Regions from separate parts of the Mus musculus genome. Here region 1 is linked to region 2. The links are chromatin contacts, found by Hi-C or POLR2A ChIA-PET in ENCODE. All regions are on one chromosome and are shown on one strand. The core of a region is the stretch at or near the end of the contact, and the rest is flanking DNA. Distances in the headings are between cores, read along the strand shown.

The links. Hi-C counts contacts between places; a loop is a spot of excess contacts on that map. ChIA-PET counts read pairs that join two places held with the same protein, here RNA polymerase II (POLR2A).
Region 1: POLR2A ChIA-PET joins it to region 2 with 11 read pairs in embryonic stem cell. The contact joins the promoter of Dennd1c here to the promoter of Khsrp in region 2. A Hi-C loop is called at or near these places in 2 of 37 maps with a recorded cell type or tissue (heart and left cerebral cortex). POLR2A ChIA-PET finds 5 or more read pairs at or near these places in 4 of 5 experiments (Patski and embryonic stem cell).

The regions. Positions count from the first base shown.
Region 1 is chr17:57,076,993-57,080,827 of GRCm38, forward strand. It overlaps Dennd1c (DENN/MADD domain containing 1C), which reads right to left and starts at 1,506. Exons shown (of 24, transcript NM_153551.2): 1 at 1,398-1,506; 2 at 1-13. The coding sequence starts at 1,414. It overlaps Tubb4a (tubulin, beta 4A class IVA), which reads right to left. Exons shown (of 4, transcript NM_009451.4): 4 at 3,069-3,835. The coding sequence ends at 3,698.
Region 2 is chr17:57,030,015-57,033,615 of GRCm38, forward strand. Khsrp (KH-type splicing regulatory protein) reads right to left here and starts at 1,493. Exons shown (of 18, transcript NM_010613.3): 1 at 1,134-1,493. The coding sequence starts at 1,385. Slc25a41 (solute carrier family 25, member 41) reads right to left here. Exons shown (of 7, transcript NM_175333.3): 7 at 2,758-3,169. The coding sequence ends at 2,982.

The sequences.
Region 1 (3,835 bases), core at 256-2,755, 47 kb after region 2:
AGGGGGATGCCTTCTGTGGACCGTGAGGGGGCTTTAGCTTGTGTGTGTTCTGAGTCTGTATCTGTGTGCTTCTGTTTTCCTGTTCCCTGTCTCGTGTGTAACTAGGTGTGTTGGTGTGGGCCCCCTGAGGGGTGGAGCCAGGTGTGAATGCTGCTGAAGTACGGGGTCAGAGAAGAGAAGGAAAAAGAGAGAAAGCCATGGTGGCTGTACCCTTAACCCCCAGGCAAAGGCAGGTAGATCTCTGTGAGTTCAAGGCTTGCTTGATCTACATAGGAGTTCCAGGCTAGTCAGAACTACATACTGAGACCCTGTTTCTAAAGAGAGGGCTAGAGACAGAGAGGAGAGAGAAGGCAGGGGGAGACAGACAGACCAAGAGAGAGAGAGAGAGAGAGAGAGAGACAGAGAGAGACAGAGAGAGACAGAGAGAGACAGAGAGAGACAGAGACAGAGACACAGAGAGACACAGAGACACAGAGAGACACAGAGACACAGAGAGACACAGAGAGACACAGACACAGAGAGACACAGAAACAGAGAGACAGAGAGTTAGGGAGGGAGGAAGAGAGAGAAACAGAGACAGAGACAGAGACAGAGAAAAGGTAGCAAGAGGAGTCAGAGATAAAGGCATGCCTGTGACAGTGTGTCTGCCTGTAACAAGCACTTGGATAAAAAGAACATACTTATGATTCTTTCTGGTGCCTGTCTCTTGAATCTGTGGGGTAGAACGGCAGAGTCTCAGGTGTGTATCATGTGAGTCCTATCTCTTCTTTCCCTGTGCCTTTGAGCATATTTATGGCTTGTCCTTGTGTCTCTGGGAGATTTTTGTGCGGCCCACACTCAGCAGAGAAAGAAGAGCAAGGTGTCTTGGCACTGAACTGCAAGCCCCACAGCCTGCTCTTCCCTGCTGTCTACTGCATCTAGCAGAAGATGCTGAGGCCTTAGCTTTCAGAAACCAAGGGAAGTGTCTGTCTTGCTGATACCATATCCCATCTGGTTACACACACCACCCTGACATGAGCACCTGAAGCATCTCATTGTTGTACGGACACAGACACCCATGAGTCCCCCACTAAGGTTGACAGACAGTTTCCCACCATACCCTTCACACCTTACCACTGACTATCCCCTCCTGGAAATCACCTTCCTAAAAACCCCACCCTTACTGGAGCGTCATACTCCTAAAGTCCCTGGTTTCATTACACAGATCTAGAGCCAGGAAAATTGAAGAGAATGGCCTGATCAGGTCCCTAGAAGCCCCTCTGGTCAGTGGGTAGCTGTGCTTCCTGGGCCCTCCCCTGCTGTAGCCCCAGTTTTTTTGTTTTTTGCCCTCCCCCAACCCCACCCCGGCTCAGGTCTGGCAATCTCGCTGCACAGGATGGAGGGAAGACAGCTCTTACGTCTCTGTGGATCCCATGGTCTCTGCAGGGCTGGCCCAGCTGGGCCCTTTCCCCTAGTGCTTCTGGGGCTGGGGGAGCCTGTGTTTGCTTGGGGCTGGGCCCCTGATCTGCTCAGTTTCCTGTGTGGCTGAGAGAGGAAGTTTAACAGGGTGACGTCCCAGCCAAAGGAGGCCCCCGCCCCCACCCTCTGTGAGGAACTCAGGCGTCCTGGCTTCACAGCCTAGGTGGGGACAGGGTCTATGGGAAACAGGGCCAGGTTGGGAAGTCTAGCTTCACCCTTATGGTCCCCATGGCCACACCCAGGCCCTTTCTTTCTGAGTCCCCTGGGTATTGAAAGCCTGTGAAGATCACCCCCATCATTTCCCTGTGTTGCTTCTTGGTTTCATTTACAAGGGGCAGCTGCACTGAAGAGCAAAAGAGGCTGACAGAGGTTGATCGCTGGAGTCACACAGGAATCCTGATGGAAATGCAGGAGAGGCTCAGAACCCAGGTAAGGTGAGCACATGGGCACACACAGACACTCCCCCACACGCACACTGAGAGAGGTCACAGAATTGACTGAAGACAGGCAGACAGGCCCGGGTATTACCAAATTTAGGGTTCCATCTGTACCCCAAGAAGTTAGCTTCAGGGATTGGAGACATAGTTCCATAGTTAAGTGCATGTACTGCTATTGTACAGTGTGGTGGCTTGAATATGCTTGGCCCAGAGAATGGCACTATTAGGAGGTGTGGTCTTATTGGAGTAGGTGTGGCCTTGTTGAACTCCTGGAGCTGTGTCACTGAGGGTGTGGGCTTTGAGACCTTTCTCCTAGCTGCCTGAAAAAAGACAGTCTTCTCCTGACTGTCTTCGGATCAAGATGTAGAACTCTTGGCTCCTTCTCCTGAACCATGTCTGCCTGGATGCTGCCATGCTCCCACCTTGATGATAATGGACTGAACCTCTGATCCTGTAAGCCAGCCCTAATTAAATGTTGTCCTTTATAAGAGTTGCCTTGGCCATGGTGTTTCTTCTCAGCAATGGAGACCCTAATTAAGACACACAGGATGTAAGTGAAACACCACATGGGTGGTTCACAACTTCAGCTCCAGTGGATCTGAAGCCTCTGGCTTCTAGATACCCATTCACACAATTAGAAATAAAATCAATATTATACTGAAAAAAATTAAAAAAAAAAAAGAAGTCTTAAGCGTGGCTACCCATCCTTGAGAAGCCAATCAGCTACACCTTTAATCCTAGCTCTCAGGAGGCAGAGGCAGGCAGAGCTCTGTGAGTTTAGGGCCAGCTTGGGCTACACGGTGAGTCCCAGGACAACCTGGAACTCTCTACATAGGGAGATCCTGTCTCAAAAACACCAAAACCCAAACCAAACAAAATGCAGAAGATGCATTCAGTGATTCAGTGTGGCCACACTGGAAAGGGGGGGGGGACGGGATGGGGGAGATCCAGTGACCTTCAGGTCCATCTTTCCAAAGTACAGACTGTGGCCCCAGTATGCATGTTCCTGGTGTGCAAGTGGCTTATCTTACACTACAGAGTTGCTCTGGTCTAGCCTGGTCTGTTTGGCTCTGCAATCCCTGTACCCCACCACTCCAGGAGCTGATCTTCAGTGGCTGGTGGGCCCCTCCACTCCCTAGCTGCACTCAGAGAAGAAACTAAATCAAACAGAAACCACACCAAAGCAATGACTCATTTATTGATGGAGGGTCAGCAGGGGAGAGCAGGGTGGGGTGGATTTTAGGGAGGGGCTCTCTCACCCCAGGCAACAGGCCTCTCTTTTTCCTCGTCCTTCAGCACTTCTCTGGTAGGAACTGAACTAAGGCACAAGGGCAGGAACATACGGGGACTTACGGGAGCCAGAGTGAAGGTGCTGGGTCAGGAGTGGGTAGCTGTGAGGTCAGAGGTAAGGCAAGGTGAGAGGACTTGGAGGCTGGGGAAAATGTTAAGATCTAGAGAAATATCTGGGCATGTCAGAGGTGGAGGAGAATGGTTCAGGAGTGCTGGGGAAGGGACAGGGCATAAAGGAAAGGATTTTCAAGATCTAAGAAGGTGGAGTGTGTGTGTGTGTGTACATGTGTTGAGGGGCGCTCATGGGAACTAGAAGAGCCCTTCCCTGGCAGGTTGGAGAGACAGTGGGGTTTAGGAGTTAAAGGTGAAGCAAATAGAAGCAACCTGGGCTTGGCCCTCATGGTGAAGATGCTCATGGGGTCCTAGGGAATGAGGCAACTAGGTGCAGGGGTGTGATGCTTAGGGTCAAAGCTTTGCTGGTGGGCCCCAGGGACAGAGTGATGGCAGGAGACTTAAGCCACCTCCTCTTCAGCCTCCTCTTCGAACTCGCCCTCTTCAGCAGTGGCATCCTGGTACTGCTGGTACTCGGACACCAGGTCGTTCATATTGCTCTCTGCTTCCGTAAACTCCATCTCGTCCATGCCTTCGCC
Region 2 (3,601 bases), core at 243-2,742:
AAACAAGGCATGTTCCCAAAGACAGACAATACTTTTGAATTCAAACAGTAAAAAGCAGGATCCCGTGTCCACCTTCCCCACCTCATCCCAAAGCCCAGGCTCTCTAACAAAGGGTCGGTCCTCTCTTCATCAGAAAGAACTCTCCCAACCCCTTACCAAATCCCTTCCTAGGGAAGGTACAGAAATGGGCCAGGGGACCTGTTTTGACTTGAAAATAGGAGTAATGGTGTGTAAAGCAAGATCCTCTAAAAGGGAGTTGAATTTCTGGGCGGGTGCAAATGTGTGCTAAGATGGGTCCCCCCCACTTTCTAAGTATACGGCCAAGCTCAGTCCCTGTGCAAACCTAGGACTCCGTCTTGGGAACTAATATATTCTGAACCCTCAGGTCTCTGAATAGCGGTCTCCTACCATCCTGCGATGCAACTTTACAAACCCTGAGAAGCCCTTGGGGACCCTAAGACTCCAAGGGTTCAAAGAGGGGTCTCACAGCATCTCTGACCCCATCCTTCATGAACTCAGGAATTGCTCTTACAGATCTGCCTCAGTTTCTAGAACCCCATGGGTCCTAAGGGGGTGCCTAAGTGAAAACCCAGGAGTGATTCTTGGGGACATCCTCATAACATTCAAGCTCAGGCCTTTGGAAAACTAGGAGACCTCTCCAAATCACAAACAGTCTTGGACTTTAGAGTGGTCCTCAGAATGCAAACCCTATATCTTGAATGGAAATAACGGGTGCAAGCTCGGGGGGTGGCTCTTGGGGACACTGTCCCAGACTGCAACCTTTATGGGTCCTAGAGGAATCCTCTAGTACACCCAGGAAAAAAATCGTGGGAACTCCAAAGCTGCAACCCTCCTAATAGAGAAGACCTGGTGCAAGTACAGGGGTGGGTCTCAGGGACCCCAAAGGCTGCAAGCCCTGGTACCCAAGAGAAACCGTCCAGTGCAAAGTCTAGTTTTCGGAGATCCCCCCTTCAACGCACCCTTAACTACACGCACGCAGAGGGTCACCCTCACACCGTGACGGCCCCAGACTCCCCGCCCCGAGCCCGCCGCCCACGTGACCCTCCCGCGACCCCGCGCGCGCCGCTGCCCCCTCCCCCGCGCGCGCGCACGCGCCCTCGCGGCCCCCTCACCTGGCGGGCCCGCTGCACGGCGTCGGCGAAGGCGTCCTTGCGGATCCCAGGGCCGCCGCCACCGGGAGGCTGTGAGGGGCCCCCGGACGCGCCTCCTCCACCCGGGCCGCCGCCGCCAGGGCCTCCGCCGCCCCGGTCTCCCGCGCCCGGCGGGCCCGGCGGAGGGCCTCCTCCCGCACCCGCGGCTCCCCCTCCGCCGCCAGCGGGAGGCGGCGGGCCGGGCGGGGGACCTCCGGTGTTGTAGTCCGACATGGCGCGGCGGGGACGGGCTTGGTGCGGAGGCTTCAAGCTGAGGAGGCGGAGGCGGCGGCGGCTCAACGCGGGAACAAGGCCTCGCTCCACACGGCCGCGGAGCACGATGGGAAGCCAGCGGCTGGGAAGGCGACGGGGAGGGGGGGTCGCGGAGGGGGAAGAGGGGCACCTCCTCCCGCCACCGGCTTGACGGACGCCGAGGAACAGCCAGTAGTATACGGCTACCACTCTACGCCCGCCAATCGTGGGCCGTAAATCCGGGCGACCAGTCAGAGCTTCGGAAGATGCAGGGGGCGGGAGGCGCGGTGTGACTGACGAAGATAGGACTCAATAAGCCCAGGGCTGCTGGCGCTGGGCGGGCAATTGGAAGTCACGCGAGAAGTCAGGAGGCCCAATGAAGCGCGAGTTCCACCTTCTCGGGGCGGCTCTAGGATGAGAGTGACGGCTCTGATCAGTCACGTGGCCTTGAGGGCGGAGCCTATGAAAATTCTCTGGGATGAGCTGGGCGGGCGCTCGGCAAGATAGTCGTCAACACCAGCTAATGAATACACTTAGGAGGCGGTGCTTGCTAAGATTGGCAGTCATTTGATCCAGTCCCCGAAGCATTTTGGAGGATGCGCTTGGATTTGGACGTGACTTTTCTCAGAATCCTTGTCCTCTGACTTCTGAGCCAATGGCTGAGCGACAAGGGCAAGCGTTCAATGATTGACCCCTCTGTGGACAAATAGCAGTAACAGAAGTAATAGTGCCCGCTTGCTGAGAGCCAGTGAAAGCGCATCTGCATTGGGGTGGAACCCGCTACCAGGCGGCAGGAGCGGATTAGTGGGAGCAGAAGTGAGTGGCAGAGGACGTGGGAGGTAGTGCTCAGCAGCCGGAACTATGGGCAGGACCTTAAGTCAGCGCCCCAGTAGCCTGGCTTGGGGAGGCCTTGCCCGTGGCCTGCCCGAAGCCTTGGGGGGTGGGGGGAGTGGTGGCCCGAAATTGGGTGAAGATTTTCCCTCAAAGGACCTTCACTTCCAAGACTCATGACACCAACTCCTCAAACTTCAAGCCTATTCCCAACCTCGACCCAGGCCCCCCACAGGGGTCCAAGTCTCCTGCTCCCAACCCTGGACTAAGAAGGAACCCCAAGTTCCCACAGGAGTCCAAACTTCCAGTTGCCACCCTGGGCCCAGAAGTCCCAGGTCCATTTACCGGAGTTCAAGACCCCTAGAGCTCCTAGCCTGGACCCCAAAATCTCAGGTCCTCCTGATCCCCAAGTCGTCAGGGTGGGGGTTGAACTTAGGATCTCATAAATGCTAGGCAAGCACCCTAGACGATACACCCCATCTCCCAGCTCCCACCCAGAACCAGCTAATCTCAGACACAGACGTCCAAAACTATCTTTATTCATTGTCTGCATCTTCTCTTGAACAAGCCTGCAAAAACCCGGCTGGAATCCCAACTCAGAATCCCAATTGGAGGACTCCCAGCGCTTTTCTAATCCGAGTCCTGGGTGGTTTTTGCAAACCAAAATGGCCTTAAAGCCTGAGCCTTGGAGTGCTTTTTGAGACTCAGGGACACTGGGTCTTCCATTCTCTTCTTGTTCAGGGCAGGTCATCTGCTCAGGACTTGTACACCCAGGGTTTTCTTCATGGCTTCATACACCAGGTAGCTGATGCCGCCTGCTGGCAACACCTTCAGTAAAGTGGGTGTCATGCCTCTGTACAGCCCCGGCCAGCCCTGCTGGCTCAGTATCCTCTTGAAGACTCCCTGCATGGTGGGGTTGGAGCCCTCCACAGTGTCTGGGGATAGACATAGACAAGGTCAGCACTGGGTATGATGTGAGATTCACTGTGAAGGATCTGATCACACTGAGGGAATGTTGTAGAGATCATTTGGTTATTGTTATATATGTATGTATGTATGTTGACATGGTATCATATGGTGCAGATTGGCCTAGAACTCCATATGTAGCTGAGGCTAGCTTTGAACTCTTGATTCCCTTGCATGTACCTCCTACTGGAATAACAGCACTATCACACCCAGTTCATGTGGTACTGGGGATTGAACCCATGCATATAAGGCACACTCTGTACCTTGAGCCCCAGCCTCAAAGTAGCTGAGGCTGGCTTTCCAAGTGATGGGTGATAGGCATGTTAACTTGAGGGCTAGGGTTAGATTAGGGGTGAGCATAAGCTTTGGTGGGTTCAGTACTTAGCAAAGGTGTTCTAAAT